4 separate regions of the Homo sapiens genome follow, and all the other regions are linked to region 1. A link is a contact called in ENCODE Hi-C or POLR2A ChIA-PET data. All regions are on one chromosome and are shown on one strand. Each heading gives the region's core, a stretch centred on a gene start or an enhancer-like site at or near the end of the contact. The rest is flanking DNA. Distances are from core to core; before and after follow the strand shown.

What was found. A loop is a pair of places that touch in the nucleus more often than their neighbours do. ChIA-PET counts read pairs that join two places held with the same protein, here RNA polymerase II (POLR2A). Pooled maps may share reads with other maps.
Region 2: a loop to region 1 is called in a pooled map, with 3 times the contacts of the local background. The contact joins two enhancer-like sites. A Hi-C loop is called at or near these places in 1 of 37 single-sample maps with no recorded cell type and 6 of 50 pooled maps. POLR2A ChIA-PET finds 5 or more read pairs at or near these places in 3 of 52 experiments (PC-9, activated CD4-positive, alpha-beta memory T cell and activated T-cell).
Region 3: a loop to region 1 is called in a map of naive thymus-derived CD4-positive, alpha-beta T cell, with 15 times the contacts of the local background. The contact joins two enhancer-like sites. A Hi-C loop is called at or near these places in 1 of 168 maps with a recorded cell type or tissue (naive thymus-derived CD4-positive, alpha-beta T cell), 4 of 37 single-sample maps with no recorded cell type and 10 of 50 pooled maps. POLR2A ChIA-PET finds 5 or more read pairs at or near these places in 1 of 52 experiments (WTC11).
Region 4: a loop to region 1 is called in a map with no recorded cell type, with 3 times the contacts of the local background. The contact joins two enhancer-like sites. A Hi-C loop is called at or near these places in 3 of 168 maps with a recorded cell type or tissue (PC-3, naive thymus-derived CD4-positive, alpha-beta T cell and posterior cingulate gyrus), 5 of 37 single-sample maps with no recorded cell type and 9 of 50 pooled maps. POLR2A ChIA-PET finds 5 or more read pairs at or near these places in 1 of 52 experiments (OCI-LY7).

The regions. Positions count from the first base shown.
Region 1 is chr6:5,471,252-5,474,071 of GRCh38, forward strand. All of the region lies in intron 4 of FARS2 (phenylalanyl-tRNA synthetase 2, mitochondrial), which reads left to right. Among named protein-coding and RNA genes, the nearest start is that of FARS2-AS1, 15 kb to the left of the region's middle. Within about 2 kb of position 1,485, at least 2 of the 41 ENCODE cell types and tissues checked have a DNase peak (open chromatin) inside an H3K27ac peak, as active enhancers do.
Region 2 is chr6:5,830,283-5,833,102 of GRCh38, forward strand. No RefSeq gene overlaps it. Among named protein-coding and RNA genes, the nearest start is that of NRN1, 180 kb to the right of the region's middle. Within about 2 kb of position 1,354, at least 6 of the 41 ENCODE cell types and tissues checked have a DNase peak (open chromatin) inside an H3K27ac peak, as active enhancers do.
Region 3 is chr6:5,142,899-5,145,718 of GRCh38, forward strand. The region is part of intron 2 of LYRM4 (LYR motif containing 4); the gene reads right to left. The region is part of intron 3 of LYRM4-AS1 (LYRM4 antisense RNA 1); the gene reads left to right. Among named protein-coding and RNA genes, the nearest start is that of MIR3691, 4.0 kb to the right of the region's middle. Within about 2 kb of position 1,355, at least 2 of the 41 ENCODE cell types and tissues checked have a DNase peak (open chromatin) inside an H3K27ac peak, as active enhancers do.
Region 4 is chr6:5,781,438-5,784,257 of GRCh38, forward strand. No RefSeq gene overlaps it. Among named protein-coding and RNA genes, the nearest start is that of NRN1, 220 kb to the right of the region's middle. RefSeq lists enhancers at 1,643-2,326, 2,327-2,820. Within about 2 kb of position 1,359, at least 7 of the 41 ENCODE cell types and tissues checked have a DNase peak (open chromatin) inside an H3K27ac peak, as active enhancers do.

The DNA of each region.
Region 1 (2,820 bases), core at 235-2,734:
GCCTTGTTAGTGATCCGGTGCTAAGCGCCTAAAATAAGTAGATCTTATTTTAATCTTGGGGAAACTGGGTATAAGAGGGAATTTCCTGAGACTCCATAGCAAGAGTCAGAATTTCAGCAAAAACCCAGGAATCCTTCTCTTACCTTTTCTTGCTCTGGCTAATATCCCAACTAGCCCTTCATTTACGAAGAACCAAAGGGAAACTCCAGGACTTTTAATTTCCTCTTGAATAATTCCTTTAATGAAGGACATATGAGATTTTTGCTTGAAGTAAATGTTACCAGCAACACTGTACCACCTATTTTAAAATTAATCCCTTTTGTTAGATAGCTATTCTAGTGGCTCTTTGCTTTTAACCAACAAAGGCCCTTAAGAAAAGGAAAATGAAAAATAAATAGCAGTCCTGGAATCCTATTGCCTAGTGTAGGCAGATCATATTCTGTATGATCTTGTTGGCTCATATTATGTGGTGATTAGAGCTGGGCTTCAATCAGCTGGATGATTCCCCAAGGCAGGGTCTTGTCCCACCAGTGCACATGGTGCGCCCCGTCTGACACCAGGGCGACTTGAGAATTGAGCCCAGGGAAGCTGCAGTGTGGTGCAGCAGATGCGTACTGGTGGTTGCCATGGAGATCGCTAATACTGCTGAAACCCAAAGAAAGGGCATTTGCCACAGCTCAGGAGCCTGCCTGAAAATGAATGAGAAACAAGTGGAATTCAGAATAGTCCCCCAGCTCCTTATCCCACATGGAGTTTTAATTTCCTTTTCTCCTCCTCTTCCTCTTCCTTTTTCAAAGAATAGATTGAAAACAAGGCTGTGTTATAAAGCATGCTCAGCCCCCTCCGACCTCATTGCTGCCTGACATATCCCTGGAATAGATGTATATTAATGACGACGCATGACTAATAGGATTGGGGCTGGGGGCTGGTGTAGTGGTGCTTCTGGAGCCTGTGGGCCGCATGTCACTGGGGTTTAGCAGGCACGCTGGGATTTGTCTGCAGCATATGCGCTGCTGTTAATGATTGAAAAATTACCACAACAATTAGTCATGGATCGCTGAAGGCAGGGCCCCCAAATGTGATGGACAATGTGATTAAATCCATGTATGTGACAATTAACTCTCCTGCAGGTTTATCCACCAAGGAGGGTGCCCTAGGGGTGAGAGCAAAGGGGAATGAGAAGGAGGAAAAATGGGAAAACAAAAAGGAGCAGGAGAGAATAATGCTGCAGAATGGATCAGATACAGCTGGCACTATTGGTTTTAATCTGATCCTGAATTAATCACGGTTTGATTAATCCTGGTTTTATTGCACCTTTCTGTTGCCCATTTATTTATATCTTCCTTAATTTTATAGAAGCATGACTGATTAAATTCTGCCCATTCTGTGTTTTTTAAATTTTAAAATCAGGTCTCTCCATTTAATGTGATGTCCTAGGTGGTCCAAGGTGCAATTATCTCGTAAGAGCTTAGCAGGCACCAGACATAGCATGTCATGAATCCCCTTATGTATCACAGCTGAGTAACCCAGAATAAATATTTGTTTGCTCAATATTCTGCCTAAGTAAAAAGAAGCCTTGTGATGTCAGTCTGCTTGTTTATTTGGGTGGAAGAAATAAGAATACACACCCCCGCAACTTTGTTAAATACAGAGAGCACACATTCAGTATATGTCACACACAAAATTTTGTGCATAAAGAAAAAGTGTGTTAATATTTGGATGAAGTATCTGCAAATATATATTCATGGCCTAAAAGGGTAATGTTTGCAGTCCATAGATATGTTCATACGTGGAATTATTTTTAACCAGTTTGTATTGTTCTTGTTTTGTTCTCGTTTAGATGTTACTTTTGGTGTTATCTATATTTGCATACCAAACACTACATTTAAATAATGCCAAGGAGGTTGTGACACGAATCAGCACAAGCAAAACCTCATGCTTTGTAACTCACGCATGTTGGATACACTGTGTGCATTAAGAATACCCTGCTCCTGGCCAGGCGCGGTGGCTCATGCCTGTAATCCCAGCACTTTGGGAGGCCGAGGTGGGTGGATCACGAGGTCAGGAGATTGAGACCATCCTGGCTAACACAGCGAAACCCCGTCTCTACTAAAAATACAAAAAAATTAGCCGGGAATGGTGGCGTGTGCCTGTAGTCCCCGCTACTTGGGAGGCTGAGGCAGGAGAATGGTGTGAACCCGGGAGATGGAGCTTGCAGTGAGCTGAGATTGTGCCACTGCACTCCAGCCTGGGCGACAGAGCGAGACTCTGTCTCAAAAAACAAAAAAAAAAACAAAAAAAAAAAACAAAAGAATACCCTGCTCCTGATTCAGGAGAGGGCATCTAAAGCTTTAGAAAACATTGAATTATATTTACATACATTGTTTTTCTTCTTACAGCATTCCTGAGGGTTATTCCATTGTTCTTGTTTAGGGTGAATTTGGTAGAAGACTCAGTTTTTTATTTGCAGGCTAAATTGGATTATCTTTGTTACTTGCATTTTTACCTGATCTACCCAGGCATATAAGGATAGATTTGTTTGTGATGTAGGCAGCGGTGTCTTTCAATATAGTAGAAAAAGAAAATAATCAGCATAAGCAAAGATCTCAGTGCACAGGCCACACAGAATGGACGCCGCCCTGCTGGATACCTTTACACCCTTGCATCCCTAGCTGCTGATATCACTGTGTTTTTAGAACACCACTCCAGAAACCCAGTCTATCCATGAATGATTTAGGAACCTCAGGATCCCTCCTGTTACCAAATTTGTGCTCTCCATGTAGCCTCCCAATAACCAGCCCTTCAGTTCTGTGAAGGCAG
Region 2 (2,820 bases), core at 104-2,603, 360 kb after region 1:
GGAAGTCAATGAAACTCCATCTCTAAAATCACCCAGCAGATCATAGGATCTTGAAGTAAGCACAGTGTTTGGCATACAATAGGCACTCATCAATGCTGGTTCCTTTCACTCTCTGCCACTTGCTGCCTGTGCATGAGTTAACGTCCCAATGCCTCAGTTTCTTCATTTTCAAATGAAAGATGATGCCTATCCTCAACTTCAGATGAGATCAGGCACGTTCAGGGTGGTATGGCCATAGACCCCAACTTCAAAACAACAGGCACATCCATTCAATTCAGGTAGCACCCACCAACTGTACCATGGGCTTAAGAGGCAGGAAGAACATGGTGTGAGCCCACAGCTTCGGGTCCTGTTGCTCACTCTCTGCACATCCTTGTGCAGTTATCTGGGGTCACTTGCTGGCCTTTTTGAGTCTCAGTTTTCTTATTTGTAAGCTGGGGATAGTCATATCTCATTAGATTTTTAGGAGGACTAAATGGGACAATAAATATAAAATGCTCAGCACAAAACTTAGTCTATGGTCAGTGCTCAACAAATATCAGTCACTGATAATAGTAGAACCACCTGGAAATGACACTGTCATTTCCAGGCCCTCATGAGGATTCTCATTTACTCGTCATACTAGCCCTGCAAAATGGACACTATTGCTTCCGTTATACAGATGAGGAAACTGAGGCTCAGAGAAGCTAAGTAACTTCTTCAAAGTTGCCCAGGCTGGGCGCGGTGCCTCATGCCTGTAATCCCAGCACTTTGGGAGGCCAAGGCAGGCAGATTACTTGAGGGGAGGAGTTTGAGAACAGCCTGGCCAACATGACAAAACCCCCTCTCTACCAAAAATATAAAAATTAGCCAGGCGTGGTGGCACGTGCCTATAGTCCCAGCTACTCAGGAGGCTGAGGCAGGAGAATTGCTTGAACCAGGGAGGAAGGGGTTGAGCATGCCACTGCACTTCAGCCTGGGCAATAGAGCAAGACTCTGTCTCAAAAAAAAATAAAAAAATAAAAAAGTTGCCCAGTGACAGAGCCAAGTCTTGCTTTACAAGCCTAGGCTCGCTCTCCTACACTAACTACCTGGCCCCATGCTGCCCAGTCCTGGGCTGGCTGCAGGAGGCTGCTGCATTACCCACCTCAAACCACACAAGCACTGGCAGTAACAAGAGGCCGTAGAGAACCTAGAGTTCTCCAGTGGGTGTGGTTCTCTGGCTGCCGTGGGCTGCCAGGGATCCCTTAGATCACAGACTCCACAGTTCTTTCTTGCCACCTCCAGAAGTGAGGCTGCAGCCCCATGAGCCAGGCAGCAGGAAGGGAGGAAGTCTCGCTTCTTGCCAGACACATTGTTTAACTGCAACAGTCAGTTCTCCAAAAACTCTGCCGGAAGTCCACCCCGGAAACTCAAGGGAGGAAACTGACTGCCTTCTTGGGGTTTTCTTAACTGTGCTTCGTTTTTCTGCTCTGCAGGAAAGATGCAACCTGGGCCAGAGGCCCCTGGAGGCTGTGCCTGACCCCAGACAGATCAGACAAACCCGAGCAGCCATTAGCAGCTGCATGGACTCCTTTGCACTGTGGGGCTGCTCCTGGGGTGCAAGATGTCTTTGTGTGTGTATGGGGTTCGGGGGCTGGGCTGGCTGACTTGCAAAGGACACGCTGTGGCCCAGCCCTGGGCAGCATCCAGCCTGCTTAGGTGGCCTTCTGGGGGCTTGGCTAAAGACACTGAGGCCTTTCTCTGTTTCACCTCCTTGTGCCAACTTGGCTGTGTGTGAATAAAGGAATCACAAGCACACGCCTCTCTGAGTTCACACTTGTGTAAAGTTGGACTGAAGAGCTTGGTGAATCAAAGTTCAAGAAGGGTGACTTTGCCGGACATGGTGGCTCACTCCTGTAATCCCAACATTTTGGGAGGCTGACGGGGAGCAGATCACTTGAACCCAGGAGTTCAAGACCAGCTTGGACAACACAGAAAGACCCTGTCTCTACAAAAAAATTTAAAAATTAGCTAGGTGTGGTGAGGTGTGCCTGTATTTGCAGCTACTCTGGAGGCTGAGGTGGGAGGATTGCTTGAGACTGGGAGGTTGAGGCTGCAGTGAGCTGTGATCATGCCATTGCACTCCAGCTTGAGTGACAGAGCAGGACCCCATCTCTTAAATTTAAAAAAAGGAAGAGAAAGGAGAAGGAGGAGGAGCAGGAGAAGGAGAAGGAGGAGGAGGAGGAGGAGAAGGAGAAGGAGAGGAAGAAGAGGAAGAGGAAGAAGAAGAGGAAGAAGAAAAAGGAGGAGGAGGAAGAGGAGGGGGGAGGGGGGGGAGGAGGAGAAGGGAGGAGATGGAGAAGGAGGACACCTCAGAAGCCCTAGATAAAAACAGGGAGGAAGAGAACAAAAACATCAAAGCTGCTGAGTCTGGTGTCAAGAGCAGGGGCCTTAAAATCTGTGTGACTTTGTCCTTTGAGTTAACCTCTCTCATCCTCAACTTCTTGTTTGTGAAGTGGGAATAAGATTTTTTTGTGAGTTTGTTCTGAGACTCATAAGTAACGTACATAAAGCTGGTGGCTCCTGGTCTGTCTTATCATCCGGGGTTAAGCTTTGAAGTGGGCACAGGTGCTGGCAGCTGTGGAATGGGGGGAGGTTGCAGGTGGGTCCCCTGGTCACAGAGAGCTCATCACTGCCAGAGCTCAGGAGCCCCCTCACTGGAGAGGCCTCACTGCCAGGGTTCAGAGCTCCCTCACTGGAGAGGGACTTCCTGAGTGTTGCAAGCTACATGGACAGACCATGTGAGATCAAGCGTCCAGGCCCCTGGGCCAAGCAAATCTTGGGCCAAGATTGTGTGGC
Region 3 (2,820 bases), core at 105-2,604, 330 kb before region 1:
GCCTGCTGGCCTCATGCAGATGTCTCCCAGGAGGCCGCATCGCGGGCCGGTCCCCTGTGTTTTCAGTTTTCATCAGCACTCCTATATCCTTGCCCTACTCTGACTCCCCACGTGGCTGCATTCCGGATATGCTCTGTCCAGCCTCTCCGGAAGTTGGGATGCCACATGTATTGGTTCAGAGCTGGTGGGAGATCAGTGATGCCACTTCCTGTTCACAATGCCTCAGGGGTGATCCCGATAAGTGACATCTGTTAGCGCTCTAGGGCCTGTGGCCACATTGAGGAGGCCAAGCCTGCACCACAAGCGGATCTTCTGTGTGAGTCAGCACACCACTGTCATTCAGGGTACGGTGGCCAATCTTACACAGGGGATCAAATATGCCTTCTGGCTCCAGTGACTTATGGCAACCTCTGGGGCACAGTTTCGCCACTGGGGATGGTCTTCAGGCCCATAACTGTGTGAGTCTGTGCTTATACATGGGCAAGTTTTACTGGCAATGTGAATAATTCCTATTTCCTTAGCGTAATATATTGGTGACTGTGATACAGACATCGGGAGGTTGACAGACACAATAACAGGACCTATTATAAAGACAAACCGAGTATTGTGTCCTTGGCCTTGAGATGTGGCTGGCATAGGCCTAAGCTCAGAGGGCCTGATAGTGCACAGAACTGGTTAAAAAAAAGCCAGGAGGAAGAAATCGGCTTTGTCATCTCTCTCCATCTTGTTTTCTCTGTCCTGCCAGAATTTTAAGGAGTGCTAAGGGTCTCTTCTGCAAGCCTCAAAAACACAAGGCAATACAGCTCTGATGGAGGCAAATTTTACAGCAGAAGAACCTGAGTGCCAAAGGCTGCGGGAACAAAAAATACCAGAGCAAGAATTAACAGCATGAGAAAGCATGCGGCCAGCAGATGGCGACAGAGGCCTTTGTGAGCCACTGGCTGCCGGGTTCTCAAGTGCTGGAAGGTGGCTCTTCACAGCTATTGTATAAGTGATTTATGTATTTGGATTCTGCTCAATGTTATATATGCATTACTGAATAAAACATTCACAGTATATCTTCCACCAGCAGCTGAGCTCCAATTCTAAGCTTCTGAGGTCTAATTCCCAAGGCTCAAAGAAGCCCCTGACATCAAATTGCTTTCCTCCCTGAATAGCTGCTTCATACTCCAGAAAAAGAAATGCTTAGAGAGGTGAGAGCGATCTGATCTGATGTGACCACATAGTCAGAATGCTCACCAGCTCTGTGAGGAAGAGCAAACGTCTGTCAGGTGGTTTCCTCAAGGCCAACTTGTGCAGGGCTTCCCCAGGCTCCGGCTGCTGTTCCCCGACTTCCTCCTGGCGGCTGTGCCTTGCTCAGCTACCTGCACTGAGATACAGGCAAGTCTTGGGTGAGGGCTAGCCTCAGTTTGGACAAGAAAAAGAAGTGGCTTACGTGTAAGAAATATGTCAGGTGAGGCCGGGTGCGGTGGCTGAAGCCTGTAATTCCAGCACTTTGGGAGGCTGAGGCGGGCAGATCACAAGCTCAGGAGATCGAGACCATCCTGGCTAACATGGTGAATCCCCGTCTCTACTAAAAACACAAAAAATTAGCCGGGCATGGCGGTGGGCGCCCGCAGTCCCAGCTACTTGGGAGGCTGAGGCAGGAGAATGGCGTGAACCTGGGAGGTGAGCCGAGATCACGCCACTGCACTCCAGCCTGGGCGACACAGCGAGACTCCGTCTCAAAAAAAAAAAAAAAAAAAAAAAAAAAAAAAGAAATACGTCAGGTGAATTTTCCAAACCGGGTATTTAATCAGTTAGCTACCCATGGCCCCAGGAGCTGGGAAATCACTTTGTTCCTGCCTGGGAGCAGGAGCTGCATGTGTCTGGGAGCTGCAGTGCGGCGCTCACTCCCGGGCTGCCCGGCCTTCCCTGCAAACCTCCGTAATCCCTTCCCGCAGGTGTTTCTGCGAGGCCACGCTGGGTGACCTCTGAGGTCTCCTTTAGGTCTGTGCTGAGACGCTTTGACGCGACATGGGAAGCAGGCGCAGGCCACAGAGTTTCTAGCAATGAGCCCAAAGTGAGAGTCAGTGTGATGGGGTGGCTCCCGGAGAAGGACACACTCTTCCCTGGGAACATATTTGAGAGGTAAAAGGGCAGGCCCCATCTCCAGGCCTGGCGCTGGAAGAGAATTCCACAGAAAGCAGAGAACAACGGGCACATCCCTGTGGAAAACACCAACCTGGCATTTCACACACACAATCCATGTGTTGGCATTCCGTCTTTAGTCACTGACAGGTCATATGAGTTGGAATCTGAGGCAAGCTTCTCCTGCCCCTTTCTCCCATTTGCTCCCCACACCTGGTTTCTCATTTAGAACAAAGGAGAGAAAGTGCAGTTTCGGTGAGTGGAGGAGCCGGCAGCATCTCCAGGCATTTCCATGTGGGGGGCACGCGCCTGTGTAAGTGCCTTATCGCCCTCACGCTGCAAACAGTGCTGCGAAGTCGGCACCAGTATTGTTCTCATTTTGCAGGAGAGGAAACTGAGGTTCATAAAGATTAATAAAACATGTGCTTAATTTCCCTTGGTGACTCCGGAGTCAACGCTCTTCATCACTATGACGGCGAGGGCGAGGCTGCGGAATTTCTCTGCCACACCTAAGGCCCTCTACCCACCAAGTAATAAAAAAGCTTCATCAGAAGGGAAAGCAATAGGACCCCAGCCTTATGAGGAAAAAACATCACAGCAGAGAAGGCTGCCAGGGAGGAGAAAAGAAAAATCATTTCCTATTTTCGATCCTCATGCCTATTAATATGAAATGGTAGAAAACATCAGAAA
Region 4 (2,820 bases), core at 109-2,608, 310 kb after region 1:
GAATTGTGTGTCTCCCAAAAGACAAAGGTTGAAGTCCTGACCCCTAGCACCTCAGAGTGTGACTGTGTTTGGAGGTAGGGTCTTTGCAGATGTCATTAGTGAAGGTGAGGTCATACTGGAGTAGGCTGGGCCCTGATCCAATGTGACTGGTGTCCTCATTAGAAGATGATCACATGAAGACAGAGACACCCGGAGAACGCCATGTGACAGCAGAGGCAGAGATTGGAGTGGAGCATCTATAAGCCCAGGAACGTAAATATTGCCTGCAAACTCCCAGAAGCTGGAAGAAACAAGGAAGGCTCCTGCCCTACAGGTTTCAGAGGGAAACGTGGTCCCGCTGACACCTTGATTTCAGACTTCGGGCCTCCAGAACTGTGAGACCAGACATTGCTATGGTTTTAAGCCACATGGCTCGAGGTGCTTTGTTATGGCAGCTCTAGGAATCTAATACAGTGCCCAAGACAGAGGGACCATGCTGTCCTCCCAGATGACTCCCCCTGTGCCTACCTGTGACAGTGACCATAGCTAGTAAACCAGGGGCTCACAATGTCTTTAGGCTGAAGGGGGCCTTCAAGTTGAGTGTCCCCAGGACATGCTTAGCCTTCATGTGACCCGGATGCCCCCGAGTGTTCTGGCAGCCCTGGAGAGGCACACTGTCGGGCAGCTGAGCCGAGAGCCTGTGAGCTGGCCTATAATCCACGGCTGAGACTCAGAGGGGTGTCCCAGCCTGCCGGCTCCCCATTCAGGCCAAGTCAGCTGAGGAGGGCCTGTCCACGCGCAGAGGGTCCAGACCACATGCTCTGCCAGCCCATGACCTCGGCACTGGAGGGCACAAGAGACAGAAGGGCAGTGACAGCTGGGACGAGAGGAAGAGCGGATCTCAGATGCTCCCAGGCTCTCGGCGCTCGCGGGTAGGAAGGTCTTCTGGATTCCCTAAGAATGTGCTACTCAGTGGGGGGGAGGAGGAGCAAGGAAGTGGCCACCGTTGGCTGCCTGTGCCCAGCAGGTCCACATTCCCTGCTCTGATGAGGTGGCTGCATGTGAGGGGATTTCACGGTGCCCCTTAGCCAGTCACAGGTCATTGGGACCCAGGCAAAGGAAATCCTGAGGGTCCAAGGGAAGCCTGGATAAGAGAAACATCTTCAATGCCTTCCTCTCTCATTTCCCCACCCTGCAAAGCACTGGCATTGGGCAGTGCAAGGGAACTTCCTCCTTCCCTCTCTCCCTTCCTTCCTCTTTTCTTTCCTCTCACTCCTTTCCTCCCCCACTCCCTCCCCTGTGCACCTGTCTCCTGCCCAGCACACCTGGAGAAGGCTGCTCTGGGATTAATTCAGACTTAGATGATGGGAGTGAAGCCGCACCCCCGTCAGAGGGAAGCACTTTGGACCCAGCCACCTGTTTCCCCCGTTTGATGAGGGAAACCATGCCTGGCAAAGCACCGCTCCCCAGCCAGGGCAGCAGGCCAACCTGCTGTCACTGCGCCTTAATCACCCCCACGCCCAGGCGGCACCGTCGGCAGGGCCTTTTAATAGCAATAGCACAGGGACAACCAGCTCACAGAGCTTCTCTGTCCCCTACAGACAGGCACCACAGAACCCTGGGAGACAGAAAGCTAAACAAGCCCAGCCTCCCTGCCTCACGCCTCGGGGCTGACTGGCTCTGACGTGGTTCGGCTGTGCTGTTCCAGCCTGGGACGGAGCACCCCGCTGCTTGGCCTTTTCCGTGCCTGCATCCCCAGCAGGCTCTAACTGGGATTTGCTGGGGACTCACTCCAGGCCAGGAGAGGGCCTGTGAGCTCTGGCAGTTTGTGCCGTGTGTGGGCAACAGATCTGAGAAACGCTGTTTAATAGGGTTGCCTCAAGCACATTTTCAAGATGAACACAGGAAGACTAGCAAAGTGGTGAATAGTTTGGACTTTGGAGTCAGGCGGTTCAAGTTCAAATCCAGTGTCCTTGAGCACCCGCTAAGCTCCCTGAGCCACACCTAAGAGTTAAATGGCACAGTGTGTGCAAAAGCTGCTAAAATCAGGCCGAGAAGTCGACAATGAAGGGAAGACGGAAGGGATTGTGAGGTCTGGGAAGTGTCTGGAAAAACGTCGCATCGCAGAAGGCCTGTGGTGTTAGGATATGCGTTTTGGTTTTTGTCCAGGTTCCTGGCTCCCAGCACCCACATTCCTTGTTAGAATGCTGGGGCGCCTTAGGACTCAGGAAACAGAATCTCTCTCTGACCTTCTGCTGTTTTTCTTTCACTTGCCCACGGCGGGATGCTAATCTGTTTGTGGATCAAAAAACCCTCACTCCACAGAAAGTCCTGCCCCATACCCTAGAGGAAGGAATGCTGCTTAGAGAAGCCAAGAAAAGTCCGAGCAGGCCGGCCTTGCTGGGTTTAAGTCACACGCTTTCTGTCCGGTCACACTTCCGCGTGGTTGTCAAGCATGCCCGTGCATCGGAGCCTCCATAAAAACCCACGAGGACAGGGTCCGGGAGCTTGCGGATACCTGAACCCGTGGAGGCTCCTGGAGGGTGGCACGCCCAGGATGGGCACCGAAGCTCCAGGCACCTTCCCCCATATCTCGTCCTGTGCTTCTCTTTATCTGTACCCTTTGTGACATTCTTTCATATAAACTGGTAAACGTGTTTCCCTGAGTTCTGTGAGTCGCTCCAGCAAATTAATCAAACACAAAGTGGGAGTTGTAGGAACCCCAACTTGAAGCCAATGGGTCAGAAGCTCTGGAGGCCTGGCCCTGCGACTGGTGTCTGAGGGCTGAGGGGTACTCTTGGGACACTTGAGCCCTCCCCCTCTGGCATCTGACGCTATGTA